2 separate regions of the Homo sapiens genome follow, and region 2 is linked to region 1. Evidence: read pairs that join two places in POLR2A ChIA-PET (ENCODE). Cell type or tissue: GM12878. All regions are shown on one strand. Links, peaks and the distances in the headings refer to the core of each region. The heading gives the core; the rest is flanking DNA.

Evidence for each region. ChIA-PET counts read pairs that join two places held together with the same protein. Peaks named below come from ENCODE experiments on the same cell type or tissue, not always from the same donor. Only the 100,000 strongest peaks of a DNase experiment are listed, where the experiment ranks them.
Region 2: POLR2A ChIA-PET joins it to region 1 with 8 read pairs; 3 of 35 experiments call an interaction of 5 or more read pairs at or near these places.

The regions. Positions count from the first base shown.
Region 1 is chr1:9,801,977-9,809,875 of GRCh38, reverse strand. All of the region lies in intron 1 of CLSTN1 (calsyntenin 1), which reads left to right. Among named protein-coding and RNA genes, the nearest start is that of CLSTN1, 18 kb to the left of the region's middle. In GM12878, for the core only: no CTCF peak of the experiment used is centred there; no DNase peak of the experiment used is centred there.
Region 2 is chr1:9,589,281-9,597,179 of GRCh38, reverse strand. It overlaps TMEM201 (transmembrane protein 201), which reads right to left. Exons shown (of 11, transcript NM_001130924.3): 2 at 1,170-1,290; 3 at 127-321. Among named protein-coding and RNA genes, the nearest start is that of TMEM201, 4.3 kb to the right of the region's middle. RefSeq lists enhancers at 2,575-3,171, 2,975-3,269, 3,172-3,769 and silencers at 2,975-3,269, 7,824-7,893. In GM12878, for the core only: no CTCF peak of the experiment used is centred there; a DNase peak (open chromatin) is centred at 3,569; H3K4me3 peaks cover 2,103 bases; H3K27ac peaks cover 1,209 bases.

The sequences.
Region 1 (7,899 bases), core at 1,805-6,804:
AGGCTAGAGTGCGGTGGTGTGATCTCGGTTCACTGCAACCTCTGTCCCCCAGGTTCCAGCAGTTCTTCTGTCTCACCCTCCCGAGTAGCTGGGATTATAGGCACCCACCACCGCGCCCGGCTGATTTTTGTATTTTTAGTAGAGATGGGGTTTTACCATGTTGGCCAGGTTGGTCTCGAACTCTTGACCTCATGATCCACCTGCCCAGGCCTCCGAAAATGCTAAGATTACAGACGTGAGCCACTGCTTATATTTTTAGTAGAGACGGGGTTTCACCATGTTGACCAGGCTGGTCTCAAACTCCTGACCTCAAGTGATCCAGCCTCCTTGACCTCCCAAAGCACTGGGATTACAGGCATGAGCCACCCTGCCTGGCCCAGTTTAGATTTTAGAGAAGTGAATGCAAGCATGAGTACCGAGGAGAGGCAGGTGGGGTGGTGATTAAGAGGCCGTTCATGTTATCTTCAGGAATGCACGGTGCAGAGTGGTGTGCACAGGAGCCTGACTGCAGAGATTGAAGGAGTGAATTATTCAGGATTGGGTGCTGACCCAGGAAGAGGACAGACCATCAGGCGAGTAAGGCAGATCCGCATTTGGGCGGGCGCTTCAGAGTGACTCCTGGAGGCTGGGGGGTGTGTGTCTGATGGGCTGTCACTCACATCCTGTGTCTTCTCAGGGAGGGCTCTGGGAGGCATCTGTGGCCAGCGGACAGTGACAGCATAAGGCCAGAGGTGTAAGTCTTGGCAGAGAATAAGGGCAGAGCCTGGAGGGCCATTGTTTCCCCTCAGCTTGGGTTGTGGGTGTTTTCTGCGTATGAGGTTTTCACTCTGGTGGACAGTGAAGCCAGGGACAAAGGGAGAACAAACATGGGCCCCTTGGGCCAAATCTGGTTGTTGCTTAGGCCTGAAGGAGAAGGGGAAAAGGGTTTCCTGAAGTTTCTGTTATATCTAGAATGCAGGAGACCAGATGAGGATTTGGGACAGCAGCCTTGGCTCAGGCTAGAGCAGTCCCGGCTGTACTCTTATCGTTTGGAAACCCAAGTACAGACAGGTAAGCTGGGGCAAGCTGGTGCAGAGAGCAGTGATGGAACCCTGGCATCTGAGCAGCCCACAGCAGTGGCCAACCAATGTGAGTCCGTGCTAGTTCTGGTCAGATTGAGGCCTTTTTCCTGAGAGCTCGGGCACGTGTTATTTCTCCACTCAGTCTGTCCCCAGGCCTGGGTAAACCGAACTGGCCCCTTGCTGAAATTCCTGACTACCTCCGCTCATGGGATCGTCTAGTAATTACTGGCAAACTGCCTCAACCTAGCTTTGTCTTGATACATTGTTTCCTGGTACCTAAGCCATTTCTGATTTGGAAAGGTAACTCATATTGATCGGTTTGGAGTTCAAGTTGGAACCCAAATTGTATCTTCCCCGTGGAAATTTGTTATAAACAATGCTTATAAAGCTCCAAAAGTGACTGTCAGAAACATATTTAACCTATAACAAGTGGAAATTGGGTAGATTGGCAGTAAATTCCAGCGCATGCATGCACATGCGTTCACGCTCACCCACGTTGCAGTACAGTGCTGTTGAGCCTTGAACAACATGGCTTTGAACTGCATGTGTCCACTTATAAGTGGATTTTTTCAACCAAACGTGAATGGAAAATACAGTATTTGTGGGCTGTGACACCCGCATATGGGAAGCACTGACTCTTTGAATACTTGGGTCCTGCAGGACCAACAACTTGAGTATGTGTGGATTCAGGTGTAGACTGGCGTCCTGGAACCACTACCCTGGTGGATACAGAGGGACTGCTGTCATTCTGTAAACCAGCGGTGAGGCGCTGGTTAAGGTGGAGTGGTGGGAGGCATTGGAGTGGCAGCGCCGCAGGATTCTGTGGGGGCAGCAGCCACAATCAGTGGCCCCTTGACCCCCACCTGGGATGAAGGGGCTAGGAGGCCGAGGTACCAGAGAAGGGTTGTGAAGGAGGCAGAAGCCTAGTTCCTGGGGTCCTAGGTGACCGAGCCAGTGAGAAGAAAAGGAGGGAGAGAGTAGCCTGCCACTGGGATCTGCAGAAGCACGTCAGGAAGCCCAGGGAGGAGGGGCCCCCATGCCCAGGCAGAGGCACGGCCTCCAAGGGCAGAAAGGTTTTGAGGTGGAGGAGAGGCAGGAGAGCCACAACCGGGGGCGGTGGGCCCTCTGCAAGCAGCCGCCTCTGCAGGCCCTGCCTCTTCACGGTGGCCACGCCTTTCAGGGGATGCTGACTGCTGTACGCTGTGTGGAGGAATGACTTAGGGCCAGACGCGCTTAGTGTTTTTCATCAAAGAATTTAACTGAAATATTGCTATTTAAAATTGTTACTTGAATTTACCAAGTTCCTAAATCTATATGAAGTAAATTTACTCCCTTGTATAGAGGCATTTTACTAAAGTCAGTGTAAAAAATGTATTTGATGTAACTCCCAGCTATTCCAGTGGGATGTATCATGTATCATTTAATATTATCTTTGCTAGAAGTTGTCGTTTGTAAATAATGGTGACGTAGTCCGTGTAGTGACTTCTAATGGTAAGGATGTAGTGACCAACTGCAGGCTTCCCCTTGAAACTCATCTAGGATGAGAGATGGGTCTCCCTAGGTGTGTGACGTGGACAGGTGCTGTTAGGTCAATGAGGTCTCGGTCATGTAAGCTTGGGAAGCGCTGTTAACGTTAAACAGGTTTCGTTACTGCAGGGCTTCTCACAGGCTTGAGTGCACTTGGAGGAATTGCTGAGCCGGGGGTAAAACCAACTCACTTGACCTGGGACTCTTTCTGCCGCACCTGTGGCACCAGTGTCCCGGGGAACACACTTTAGGCAATGCTGCTCCAGACCCCCCCCCACGCCCTTACTGTAGAACAAGAAAACACAGTTAGTCCAAAATAGAATGAAAGTAAGGTAAAAAGACTTAAAAGACTGCCTCTTTGACATCATTAGTGTAAACATTTTGTGTCTGTTTTTATTTTTATTTTTTTGAGACGGAATCTCACTCTGTTGCCCAGGCTGGAGTGCAGTGGTGTGATCTCAGCTCACTGCAAGCTCCACCTCCTGGGTTCACACCATTTTCCTGCCTCAGCCTCCCGAGTAGCTGGGACTACAGGTGCCCGCCACCACGCCCGGTTAATTTTTTGTATTTTTAGTAGAGACAGGGTTTCACCATGTTAGCCAGGATGGTCTCAATCTCCTGACCTCGTGATCCACCTGCCTCGGCCTCCCAAAGTGCTGGGATTACAGGCGTGAGCCACCGCGCCCGGCCTCGTGTCTATTTTTATAGATTTTTTTCTTTGTACAAATTTAACTACATAAAGTTTTAAACAAAATGCAGTCATATTCTACAGGGTATTTTGTAACATTCTCTTAAAGTCATTCATTCAGCAGACATTTGCCCCAGGTATGGTGTGTAAACTAATCCCTTAGAGGGATGTAGTAGAATTGAACCCAACCTAACCCTTTAGGGTTCCCAGATTGTTTGGTCTCAGGACCCCTGTGCTCAAAAATTACCATGGACTTTAAAGAGCTTGTGGTTATGTGTTTTTGTTTGTTTGTATTTTCGAGACAGAGTTTTGCTCTTATCAGGCTGGAGTGAAGTGGCGTGATCTCAGCTCACTGCAACCTCCCCCCCTCCACCCCCCCTGCCCTGGGTTCAAACGATTCTCCTGCCTCAGCCTCTGGAGTAGCTGGGATTACAGGTGCCCACCACCATGGACAGCTAATTTTTGTATTTTTAGTAGAGACAGGATTTGGCCATGTTGGCCAGGCTGGTCTTGAACTCCTGACCTCAAGCGATCCACCTGCCTTGGCCTCCCAAAATGTTAAGATTACAGGCTTGAGCCACCGTGCTCAGCCATATGTGGGTTTTATCTATGGATATTTATTAGAAATAAAAAGTGAGAACCTATTAAATAATGTAATTATTAAATTATTTAAAATAGCAATGATAAACCCATTGCATGGTGACTTAAATAACTTTTTTTTTTTTTTTTTTTTGAGACAGAGTCTTGCTCTGTAACCCAGGCTGGAGTGCAGTGGCACAATCTTGGCTCACTGCAACCTCCGCCTCCTGGGTTCAAGCGATTCTCCTGCCTCAGCCTCCTGAGTAGCTGGGACTATAGGCGCGCACCACCACACCTGGTTAATTTTTGTATTTTTAGTAGAGATGGGGTTTCACCATGTTGGCCAGGCCGATCTTGAACTCCTGACCTCAGGTGATCCACTTGCCTCGGCCTCCCAAAGTGCTGGGATTGCAGGTGTGAGCCATTGTGCCCAACCTAAATAACACATTTTTAGTGAAAATTAACTGTTTTCCAAAAACCAGAAACAACTTAGTAAGAAGACTGGCATTTTAAGTTTTTGCTAATCTCATTAATGTCCAACTTAAGAGAAAACAGCTAGATTCTGCATTGTCTGTTATCTGTTTGAAGTAGATGAAGAAAACTGAGCTTCACACAGATATAGTTGGGAAAGAGAGAGCTTTGGGGATTCCTCCCTGCCCCCGCAGGAGTCCTTAGATCACGCTCTGATAACTGCTGCTCTAGGGCAGTCATTGATGTCAAGATACAACTAGGGGACATGTCACCAGTAATTTGCTTCTAAATAATAGTTGAAGTAACAAAGCAAAGCTTACTAGTGATTTACTTGCTTAAAAACGAAATGAGAGTTAGTTCAACTTTTTCCTGGAATTATGTCTCTTCATAGTTTACATTGCCCCTTGCTTTCTTTTCTTTTTTTTCTTTTTGAGAGGAGTCTTGCTCTGTCTCCCAGGCTGGAGTACTATGGCGCGATCTCGGCTCACTGCAACCTCTGCTTCCCAGGTTCAAGTGATTCTCCTGCCTCACTCCCGAGTAGCTGGGATTACAGGCATGCACTAGCACGCCCAGCTAAGTTTTGTATTTTTAGTAGAGACGGGGTTTCACTGTGTTAGCTAGGCTGTTCTGGAACTCCTGACCTCGTGATCTCCTGCTTCGGCCTCCCAAAGTGCTGGGATTACAGGCATAAGCCACTGTGCCCGGCCTTTCTTTTTTTAAGACAGGGTCTCACTCCATCGCCCAGGCTGTAATGCAGTGGCATAAACTCGGCTCACTGCAGCCTTGACTTTCCGAACTCAGGTGATCCTTTCACTTCAGCTTCCTGAATAGCTGGGACTACATGCCTGCCTGAAATTTTGTATTTTTTGTAGAGACGGGATTTCACTGTGTTGCCCAGGCTGGTCTCAAAATCCTGGGCTCAAGTGATCCGCCCACCTTGGCCTCCTAAAGTGCTGGGATGATTGGTGTGAGCCACAGCTCCTGCCACTCCTTGCTTTCTTAAGTGGAGAAGCTGGGTGGAGTTCATTATTGAACTCCATATGGCCTGGAATTGCCCATAACATAGAGCACCTGCTGCTGCTCCCAGGGAGGCCCTCACAGGTGGACAGGTGGTGTCCATTCCCATGTGCAGTCAGGATCTGCGTGCTTGTGGATTATTACCCTCGCCTTTTTTTTTTTTTTTTTTTTGAGATGGAGTCTCTCTCTGTCGCCAGGCTGGAGTGCAGTGGCATGATCTCAGCTCACTGCAACTTCTGCCTCCCGGGTTCATGCCATTCTCCTGCCTCAGCCTCCTGAGTAGCTGGGACTACAGGCGCCCGCCACCACGCCCGGCTAATTTTTTTGTATTTTTAGTAGAGACGAGGTTTCACCATGTTGGCCAGGCTGGCCTCGATCTCTTGACCTCGTGATCCGCCCGCCTCAGCCTCCCAAAGTGCTGGGATTACAGGCGTGAGCCACCGTACCCGGCCCCTCGCCTTTAATAAGGGAAAGGCAAGAATAGGTACAAAAATATAAGTAAACGTTAAAATCAGGTTTATTTGGGCTTATTCTTTGGTAGTGTATCCTTTCACCATATTAATATTTTCCTGAGGTCTAGAAAAAGATCAAGGCTTTAACAAAAGTTCAGTAGTTGAAAAAGATTACCACTTTCGTTTTTCCTCACAAGATGGCCTTTTTGAGACCTTTAAATGGCTGATGTCATTGTAAAACACTTTTTAAAAAAAATTTAATTTTATTTAATTTTTTTTAAGATGGAGTCTTGCTCTGTTGCCCAGGCTGGAGTGCAGTGGTGTGATCTTGCTCACTGCAGCCTTCACCTCCTGGGTTCAAGCAATTCTTGTGCCTCGGCCTCCCAAGTAGCTGGGATTACAGGCATATACCACCACACCCAGCTAATTTTTGTATTTTTAGTAGAGACGGGATTTCACCATGTTGGCCAGACTGGTCTCGAACTCCTGACTTCAAGTTATCTGCCCACATTGGCCTCCCAAAGTGCTGGGATTGCAGGCGTGAGCCACTGCGCCCGGCCGTAAAACATTTTTATAACTACCACGATAAAAGACCTTTGTGCTACTGTTTGCTTTATTTTTATGAAAAATCTTTTCAGCTTTTCTCAGAATCTGGTTTTACCCATGGAATATCTGTGCGTGGGCCTGTACCTGGGCTGTCTGCCTTGATGGGAGAGGTTGAGAGCTGCTGTTTTGGGTGGTTTGTTGGTTTGTTTTGGTATTATCCTTGATTACCAATGATCTGGTTTTTGCCTAGACTATATCCCATAAATCCAGTTTCCCCTTGAGAGGTTATCTAATCCTTTCCTCCCTTTTATGATAGAATCCTTTGCTTTTAGAATCTGGCAGCGTGCCTTCCCACTTAAGTAAGCTCTGTTTGCTTGTATATTATTTTTGCATTAGAATGTTAAGTACTTTTAGCTGGGCGTGGTGGCTTATGCCTGTAATCCCAGCACTTTGGGAGGCTGAGGCAGGAGGATCACTTGAGCCAGGAGTTTGAGACCAGCCTGGACAACATAGCGAAACCTTGTCTCTACAAAAAATAAAAAATTACCTAAGTGTGGTGGCAGGTGCCTGTGGCCCCAGTTACTTGAGATGCTTAGGTGGGAGGATCATTTGAGCCCTGGAGCTTGAGGCTGCAGTGAGCCCTGATTGTGTCACTGCACTCCAGCCTGGGCGACAAAGTGAGACTCTGTCTCAAAAAAAAAAAAAAAAAAATCTAAGAAAATCAGCTCCTTAATTATATGGCTAGAATTCTAGAAATGGAAGGAGCTTGAGAAATCATTTAGCCCAGGCAGCCCATTTTACCAAAGAGGAAACAAGTGAAGTTGCCATTGTCGTCAGTGTGATATTTTCGTAGTTCAGAATAGGGAAAGTAGAATGAACAGTGGGATCTGGTCTGGGGTGTCTTTAACCCTGTTTCCCTATAATAGAAAATATTCAGAAAGCATACATTTGGGTGAGTCTGTACCTCTCTCATGTACAGTTGAGTCAGGAAAGTAGATTATAAAATTAGAGTGGAGTTTAAAAAATCTGGATGGATAGTACATCCTGTTAACAAAGTCACATTATTTGAAAATTTGTAGCACTTTTTAATGTGAACATCTCAGAAATTTGCACACTCTGCTGAAATCACAGTTGCAGAGTTGACAAGAGCTTTAGAAATGGTCTGGCTGGGGCAGCTTTTGACGTAGGATCCTCTTCACAGTGTGGCCTGATATAATTTAGCCAGGCCCTGCTGGAATTCTTCTAATCAGAGAGCATCTTTCTATTTTGGAGGGAAGCATTCCTTGTCAGAAAGTCCTGGGTCTCAGTTCTGCCTAAATGTTGTCACTGCAAGAGCATAGTGGAGCAGTTATGAGCATGAACTCTGAACTAAACTGTTGAGGTTCAGACCCCAAGTCTGCGGCTCATTAGCTCTGTAATCTTGGACATCTTACTTAATCTCTACATGCCTCAGTTTCTTCATCTGTAAAATGGGGATGATGATAATAATACCCCTCTCACAGAGTGGGTGGGGGGATTGAACCAATTTTGTAAAGTACTTAGAACACTATAGTAAACA
Region 2 (7,899 bases), core at 915-5,914, 210 kb after region 1:
AAAGCCGCTGTCTAGCAGAGCAGGGGCCAGAGGACCAGAGTCAGCACCCTGCACGTGCCTGTCCCCCGGCTGCTCTAAGCATCCCTGGCCCCAGCCAGGACCCCTGCCCTCCCAACCCGGCCTCACCTCCTCGCGGGGAGCGAAGGCGGCCAGCTGCTTGATCTTGGTGGTCTGGTGGTGGTTGCACCTCTTGCACAGCAGGACTTGGCTGCTCACCCACTGCTGCGGCTGCGAAGGGTCGCGCAGGCTGGGCGCGCTGCTCACCACGTGGTTCAGGTGCTCCAAGTACTGGGCGGGGATCGGCTTGTTGTAGTCGCCGTTCTGCGGGAGAGAGGTGGGACTCGAGGCAGGCAGGCCCTCCCAGCTGGCTCAGGCTTGGTGATGTCCCTGGGGGCCCGCCCCGCTCCAGGCAAGTGATGGTAGATCTCAAACATCTCCATTCTTTTTTTTCTTCTGCACACAACAGCAGCTGCTTTTCTTCTCAAGACACCTCCATGGAACCCAAAGGCCCAGATGCCGAGTGAAGCCACCTAGCCTGAGCACAGAGCAGGGCCTGCAGCCCGCCGCCCACCCACACACCTCTAGCCAGCATCTGTCCTCAGAGCCCTACCCTCTCGGAACTCAGTCTGCAAACCCTGGTCTAGTCCAGGGGACAGCACACTATGACCCGTGGAGGAGCTGCCTGTTTCTGCAATCAAGTTTTATTGGAACACAGCCAGGCTAATTCACTCTTGTATTACCTACGGTGGCTCAGCAGGGTTAGCAGTTGTGACAGAGACCAAATGGCTTCCAAAGCTTAAAATACTATCTGGCCCTTTGCAGAAAAGGTTTGCTAGCCCTGATATAGTACAGAGAATGAGATGCAGAGCCAGAAAGACCTGGGTGTGAACCCCAAATCTGCCACTTTTAGTGGTGTAACCTTGGACAAACTGCCATGGCTCCCTGCGTCGGGTTCCTCCTCAAGTGAGGAGACAGCGCCAGGGCAGTGGTGAGAATCGAGTGAGACAATGTACACGAAACACCATGCTCAGGGCCTGGAGAGGACAGGGTATGAGGGTGTGGGGTCCATGAGCCCCGGGGCAGGGCAGGGACACAGGGTGGTCTCAAGGTGCAAATCTCAAGATCCCCACCCCCGCGTGCCCACCCGTCCGCCTGCCTGTGACCCACACCTCCTGGAAGCCGTTGTACTGCTCGCAGTGGGGACAGTCCCAGCAGTTGCGGTTCCCATAGGGCACCAGCGTATCCTGGTTGCAGAACCAGCAGTTGACCATCGTGTGCGTTGGCTTCATCCTGTGGACCAAGGAAAGAGCGGGTTGGCCTGGAAGACCCCAGCACCTGCTGGAGAGGGACCTCCATGCCCTGCCCCAGGGCCACCAGGGAAAGGGTGCTGGGAGTGGGATCTGGGATCTGGGGATGCAAAGCTGGAGATGCTGGCCCCAGAACAGCAGGAGGAACAAGGGCTCTGAAGGAGAGGAACGCAGACTAGGTACGGCTGCATCCACCCAGGACCAGACAGGGAGGCCACGGCCAACCTGGGCTTCTCAGTCTTCAAGGGGAGGAGGCCAGCTGGAGCCTCAGCAGATCCCTAGGCTCCAGTGCGGCCGCACGGGGACCCAGGGCCACCTGCTCCTGGTGGCCTGGGGCTCACACATGGAGCACAACAGGGGCCAGGGCTGGCCAAACCAGGGCTGACTGGGACCAGGTTCGAGGACCACCCCTCCCCCACGAGGTCCTTGATCCTGGGCTGCAGAAAGGGTGCGCCCCAGGGAGCCTCCAGATTGAAAGGGGCCTCCTGTGCTCCAGAGAGAGACAGTCCCAGGATGTGAGAGCCAAGGAGGCTGAGGGGAGGGAGCAAGTGACAGCTGCCCAGCCTGGGGCCAACCCTCTCTGGTGGAGAGGACAGTGGCCCTCGCTGGCTACACGTGTGGTGACAGGTGGGGCCTCGGGATAATCCCAGCCCAGACACTGGGGGATCTATGCTCTGGGCCCCCCTCTACCCACCTCATTGGTTGTGGGACACTGGGGGACTGGGGAGGGGTGGGCAGAGAGACCGCCACTGCCCAAAAAAGCCCCCCAGTTCCGGAAATCCAGGAACAATGTGGGTGACAGGCAGCAGCTGTGGGAGCCCTGGGGCCCCGGCTTTGCTGCTCCGACTCTCCACCTCTCCCCCAGGGGCCACCTCCAGCTCGAGGACACCGCTTGAGCCCCTGCCAGAGTGGGCAGCCACTCCCTGCACAGACGGCCCCCCGTCCACAGGACCAGAGAGCACGGCCCTCTGGCCTTTCATCCTGAGGCGCTGCTCAGAGAAAGGAGGACGGAGCCCCAGGAAGTTCCTGTACTCTCAGCCTCAGTGTCCACATCTGTGAAGTGGGGGCAACCACAGCACCCCCGGCTTCTGCATGCTGCAAGGACGCAGTGACACAAGACAGAAAGGTGCTGTGCTCTGCAAAGAGCCAGCTCTGTCGCTAACCCATCGGGCTGGCCAGGGGCCTGAGGGGGAGGCTGGGCCCTGGGAAGCAGGGCTCCCGCTTCTGACACTACTGCTGCTGCCCGGCCCTCCCCTCCACCCCCTTCTCCTGACCAGGGGCATATGAAGGGAGATGTGTGATCACCTGTCAGCTGGGGACAAAAGCACCTCCCTCACAAGGGACTGCTCGTGGGACGCACTTAACAGTGACTGGCCTAGAGTATGTACGCAAAAAAGCCAAGTTACATGGAGTGGGGGGAGGCTTGGGAGAGAAGGGGAGATGGGACCAGGCCCTGCGGGGAAGGCCCAGGGCCCACAGGGGCAGCTGGGATCTCCCCCAGCAGCCTCGGCCCACACCCTTCTCACCCCACACCCCCTGCCCCAGCACAGGCCCAAGCCCTCACAGAGGACAAGGACCGCTGCATCTTGTCAACAGCATGGAGACAGCGGGCAAGGCCTGCAGACCAGCGACGAAACGGAGCCAGCCAGCTGGGCAGGCAGTATGGCAACAGGCATGGCCTTGGAGAGCAGCTCTGCCTTCTAGGGCCGCAGTCTCATCCCTCACCTGTCAAAAGGGGCTGCTGAGCATCCCTGCCCCAGGAGAGGCCACTGTGAGGATCCTACAGGAGAATGCAGGGAGGCGCTCAGTGCTCGGCATTAGGACAGCGCCACCGGGCGCCGACTACATGAACAGCCAGGGAAGGAGACTCGCTCTGGGGCATGTGGAGACCTGCTCTGCTGCGGTGCCCGCATCTAGCACTCCCGGGCAACTAAGCACGTGGACTTCCCTGTGCTAATTACTAGCTGTTGTACAGGCTTCTTTGTAACTGTGCATGGGGGCGTGTCCTGATGGGTGAAGACCTGCTTGTGTGACCCCCCACCCCTGAGCCGGACAAGGCTCTGCACCCAACTGACTTTGGGTGACAGGCTTCCTATCCCCACGGAAGGCCCCTCAGCTCTCTTACCCTGTTTGAAAAGGAAGGTCAACCCTTGAGCCTGCCTAGGGGACCAATGACAGCTGAGCAGGGGCTGTGGCTTCTGTCCAGGGTGCCTGCCATGAAGCCCCGCCCACCCCAGGAAGTCATGTTTCCATTCTGAATCTCCTGCTCTGTTGCTAGGGAAATGGCTCCACTGATCTAGAATGAGGCGGCCCGGAAGAGGGGGGAGGCAAGGGATTAGCCCTTGTCCCTGGGGCCAGCAGCTCTAACTCCTGTCACTCTCAGCCCTGGGTAATCCCTGCTAGAGTTGGGGGTGGGCTCTCTGGTGGCCAGAGCAGCTGCCACCCACTTTGGCCAGGCGGGCCCTACCTGCCAGGGGGTCCTCTCCCACAGTGCCTTTGGGGGTGAGCCCTGAAAGGTCCCAAGAGGCAGGTAGGCCAGGGGTCGATGGGGAGCTGGGCATGAATTGCAGGTCCCCCAGGCACCAGCACGGCGGCGTCAGACACATGACCACATGTGAAACACTGTCCACAGCTCGGACGAGGTCCCCACGCAGGTGGGGGAAGTCCTGGCCCCTAGCCTATGCTTGCCTCTGCCCGGCCTGTTGAGGCAGCATCTGGGTCAATCTCTTCTGAGCCAGCCTAGGCTGGACCCTGTTTTTGCTCTGGGAGAAGCCCCCAAGTTTCCCTGATAAACCCCTCAGCCCACTTCTCTTCTGCAAGCCAACAACCTCCGTCCTTAACTTGACTCTGGGACAAACCACAGTTGGTGGGCAAGGTTTGAGGTAACGTGACAGAATGTCCCTGCAACACAAGCAAGAGAGGAGCTCGGGCCTGGAGGGGCTGCCCCTGCCCACAACGGTTCCAGCTCTGGGGGGACAGCAGCTGGCCCTATGGGTCCCATTTGATGGGTGGACACGAGGGCCTGGAGGCCACTATCTCGGCTCCTGCTAGCTCGATGCCGAGCCCCTGGGAAGCCTGAGGAAGCCCGGAGGGAGATGGGTCCCTAAGAAAAAGCTAGGGCAGCTGCATGCTCTGTACCTGCCCCGTCCACAAGCCCAACATACACACTGAGGGAAAACAAGACGGGCACGTGTCCTTAATGATGACACCACTCCAGAGCCCTGAGCACGGACATGTATTGAAACAAAGCTCCTGCGGGATGCCTCACTATTCCCTGCAGGTGGGAGGGGCTCTGTTCTAGGTGCGAGCCCAGCGCTGGGTCCTCAGCCTAGGAAAGCACCAGGTAGGGGGAACCTGCTAGAGGGGGCACTGGATGGGGCTTGGTCCCTGCCCTGGGGAGCTCAGTGGTTGTAGCAGGCTGGCCAGCTCCCAGAGTCTCTGCCCAGCCCTGGGAAATCATCACCTCCTCAGACAGGGGCCTTAGCACATTGCTCAGGACCTGGGACACTGTGTGCTGGCCCCAGTGCGGGGTTGGAAAGACTGTAAGAGTCAGGTTCCCTCAGGGGCCAGGGAGCCAGAGGCCAGCCTCCCAAGCAGCTCCTCACCTGCACTTCCCGCTTAAGTGGGCAACACCGTGTTTCATTCAACCAGAAGGACCAGAGAAGAGGCCTCCTGGGCTTCAGCGACAGAAGCATCAAAATGCAACTCAGAACTTAGCACTGCCAGGGCCTCCAGCCCATCTCCAAGCAAAACATACTTGAATCCACAGCAGCAACTCCAACATCAGGATGGAAAACGCCCCAATCCACCATTCTAGGGTCGCTCCTGGTGCGAGCGGAACATCCCATCAGTTAAGCAAGCACCACCCTAGGCTGGCAGAGATGCAAACGTGAGCAAGACAAGAACGACGACCTCCCAGGGCAGCTGGTGACAGATACCACAGGACAGAGGCCAATAAGCGGGGCATCTGCGGTCGCCCTGAAGCACAGCTGTGCTCACCAGCAGGGCAGACGGCAGAGGGAGGGGACCACCCAACGTATGCCCGGGGTGCGGCGGTTGCTCAGGGAGAGTGCGCAGCAGCAGGAGAGTGAGTGGGAGGGGGGAGCCTGGAAACGGGAAGGGCCGTTACAGGGGACTCTGACTTCCAGAATGAGGCTCTGCTGCATATCCTCTGGGAGGCTGCATCCTCTTTGTCCCCAAACACTAGAAAGGAGACAATCCCAGTAAACACCAACAAAGCCCCGGAGGCGGGGCGGTGGTGTGTGCAGGGATGTGCTGGCAGAGCACGGATCCTGGGCATCGTTTGAAGAGGGCTGAGGACAGGCACCCGAGCAGCAGCGTCCAGGGGACAGGGAGGCCTAGGAAGCCACAGACTTCACGACGGCCTGGACACAGGGAAGTGAAACTGGGGCATCTGCCCCCCAACTGTGCCGACCGTGGTGGCTTCCCATAGGTGCAGAGAAGCAGCCAAGGGGCTCCATGAGCACCCAGAGGTTGAAGCTGGGCTGACAAGCTGAAGTTCTGGTGCGAGGCAGGGCCCTGCCATTTAACAGCCGGGTGATGTGGGGCAGGTAGCCCAACCTCCCCAAGCTTTGGTTTCCTCATCTGTAAAATGGGAGAACAGTAGAGCCCGCCCTGGCAGTTTCATGAGGAGACAGTGTGCTGTGCTTACAGCCATCAGCTGCTCCCATCAGTAACAACCATGGAAGCGAGAGGACTCCATGCGTGGGGAAGCCAGGGCGGGCCCTGACTGAGGCTGTGGGAGGACTCAGTCCTTCAGAGAAGCAGCCTCCTTCCCATGCGCCTCAGCCAGTCCTAAAGCACAAGGTGGGGCTGACCTGCCCACTCCCTCTACATCTTCCTCTCTGTCCATCTCTGTGCTGAGCCTGCAAACACCCACCCAGCCAAGTCGCCTTCCAAAAACAGCTCTCCTTACATGCCCTCCCGAGGGTCATTCAAAACCTACACTGCAGCCAGAGTCAATGCTTGGTTCCTCACTGTCACAGCACTCTCCTCCTCGGAGGAAGGCTCAACCTCTTGCTAGGTTGGTCTGGCTTCTGAATCGTGACAGTGGCCAATTTATGACCTCCAGGTGAAACCCAGTGCTCTATGAGGACATCTTAAAGCATCCTGGGAAAGGCTGGCCCTTCTCGGCCCAATCAACAGCAAGGGTCTCAATGCCACACCGTGACCTGCTGGTGTCGTCAGGGGCGTGAAAGGACTTCCAGGCACCCTCCTAGTTCCCCTGGCACCAGCTAGCCCAATATCTCTCCAAGGCCCCAGACTCTTGTTTCCAGGAGATGGAGAGCTGTGGCCAGCAGGGCAGGAAGGGGAGACAGCATCCCTGAGGACAGCTGCAGTGTGTGGCACAGTGAGCCACCCAGTCCAAGTCCAGCCTCAATAAACACAACGGAGGTGCTGTGTGGCTGGCAGACTATCCCCTCCCCCAGGCTCTCATCCTTGAGGCAACACCCCCCATCCTGGGTTAGCTGAGAGGCGGCTTCGTCCAGGAAGAACACCGGGTGCTGGACCAGCTCAGCTGGCAACATGCTCTGGGAATGTGAGCAAATCACCTGAGGTCTCTGGACCTCGGTCCCCTGGGTATAAAACCACCGGCTTGGACAAGCTGGTCCTGCAGATGCTCAACTTCCAGGAATCCAGCAGAAACCGACATGGAGAGACTTGGGTTGTCAGGGACCTCTGGGCTGGGGTCACTCAATCCCCAGCTACCCTCCTCAGTCACATCTGGCCCATCCTCCAGACACAGCTGATGTCCCTCCCATGCCTTCCTCCTCTGGGAAGCCTCTGTGACTCAACCACCTGTACTTCTTTTTCCCCGTTTCCCCCCTGGAGGAGAGAAGCAGCACCGGTATGTGTTAAGGAAGAACAAACAGACCAGCCAGACGATCAGGGTTCAAACCCCAGCTCTGCCACTTGCTGCTGAGTGGGCAAGTCCCTTCTCCCCTTTTTCCTAAGGGTGTGAGCTCATTGCATCCCTTGCCGAAGCTGCAAACCCATCCACTCTTTCTAGGATGTTCTCACAACCCCACTTTCCCCCCTGCCCTCTGGAAAGGTGGATCAAGTGGAGAAACAGTAAGCTACCTGCGAGGCTCTGCTGAAGCAACAGGCCACTAAGCTTTTATGCCTGGCGATGGAGGCCGATGAAAGAGGCCGGATCTGAACCCGGGGGCCCGCATGGCCCGTGAGCCGGGCAGGGAGGAGGGTGGCCCCGGCCCGTCTTGAACTGTTTGGAGGCATCTCAGGCCTTGCCCACCTCTGGGAGGCAGCCCAGCCTCGGGGTCTGCCCTGCAGATTCCATCGGCTCAAACCATGATTCCTCTCATTAACAGCAAGTTACTGAGCCTCCCTGTCCCTCAGCTGCTCTAGCGTAAGCAGGGGCTGTGGCTCTGAAACGCGCGGATGCGAGGCGTGTAGAAAAACGCCCGGGACGTCACATGCCGAGCAGCAACCGCCAGCCGCGATCGCCAGCATCGCCGTGCACCGGGGCCCAGCACGGGGCTGAGGGCAGGGGCGGCCCGTGCGCACCGGCTCCAGCCCCCCGCGGCTCCCGGAGGAAGTTTGTGGCCCCCGC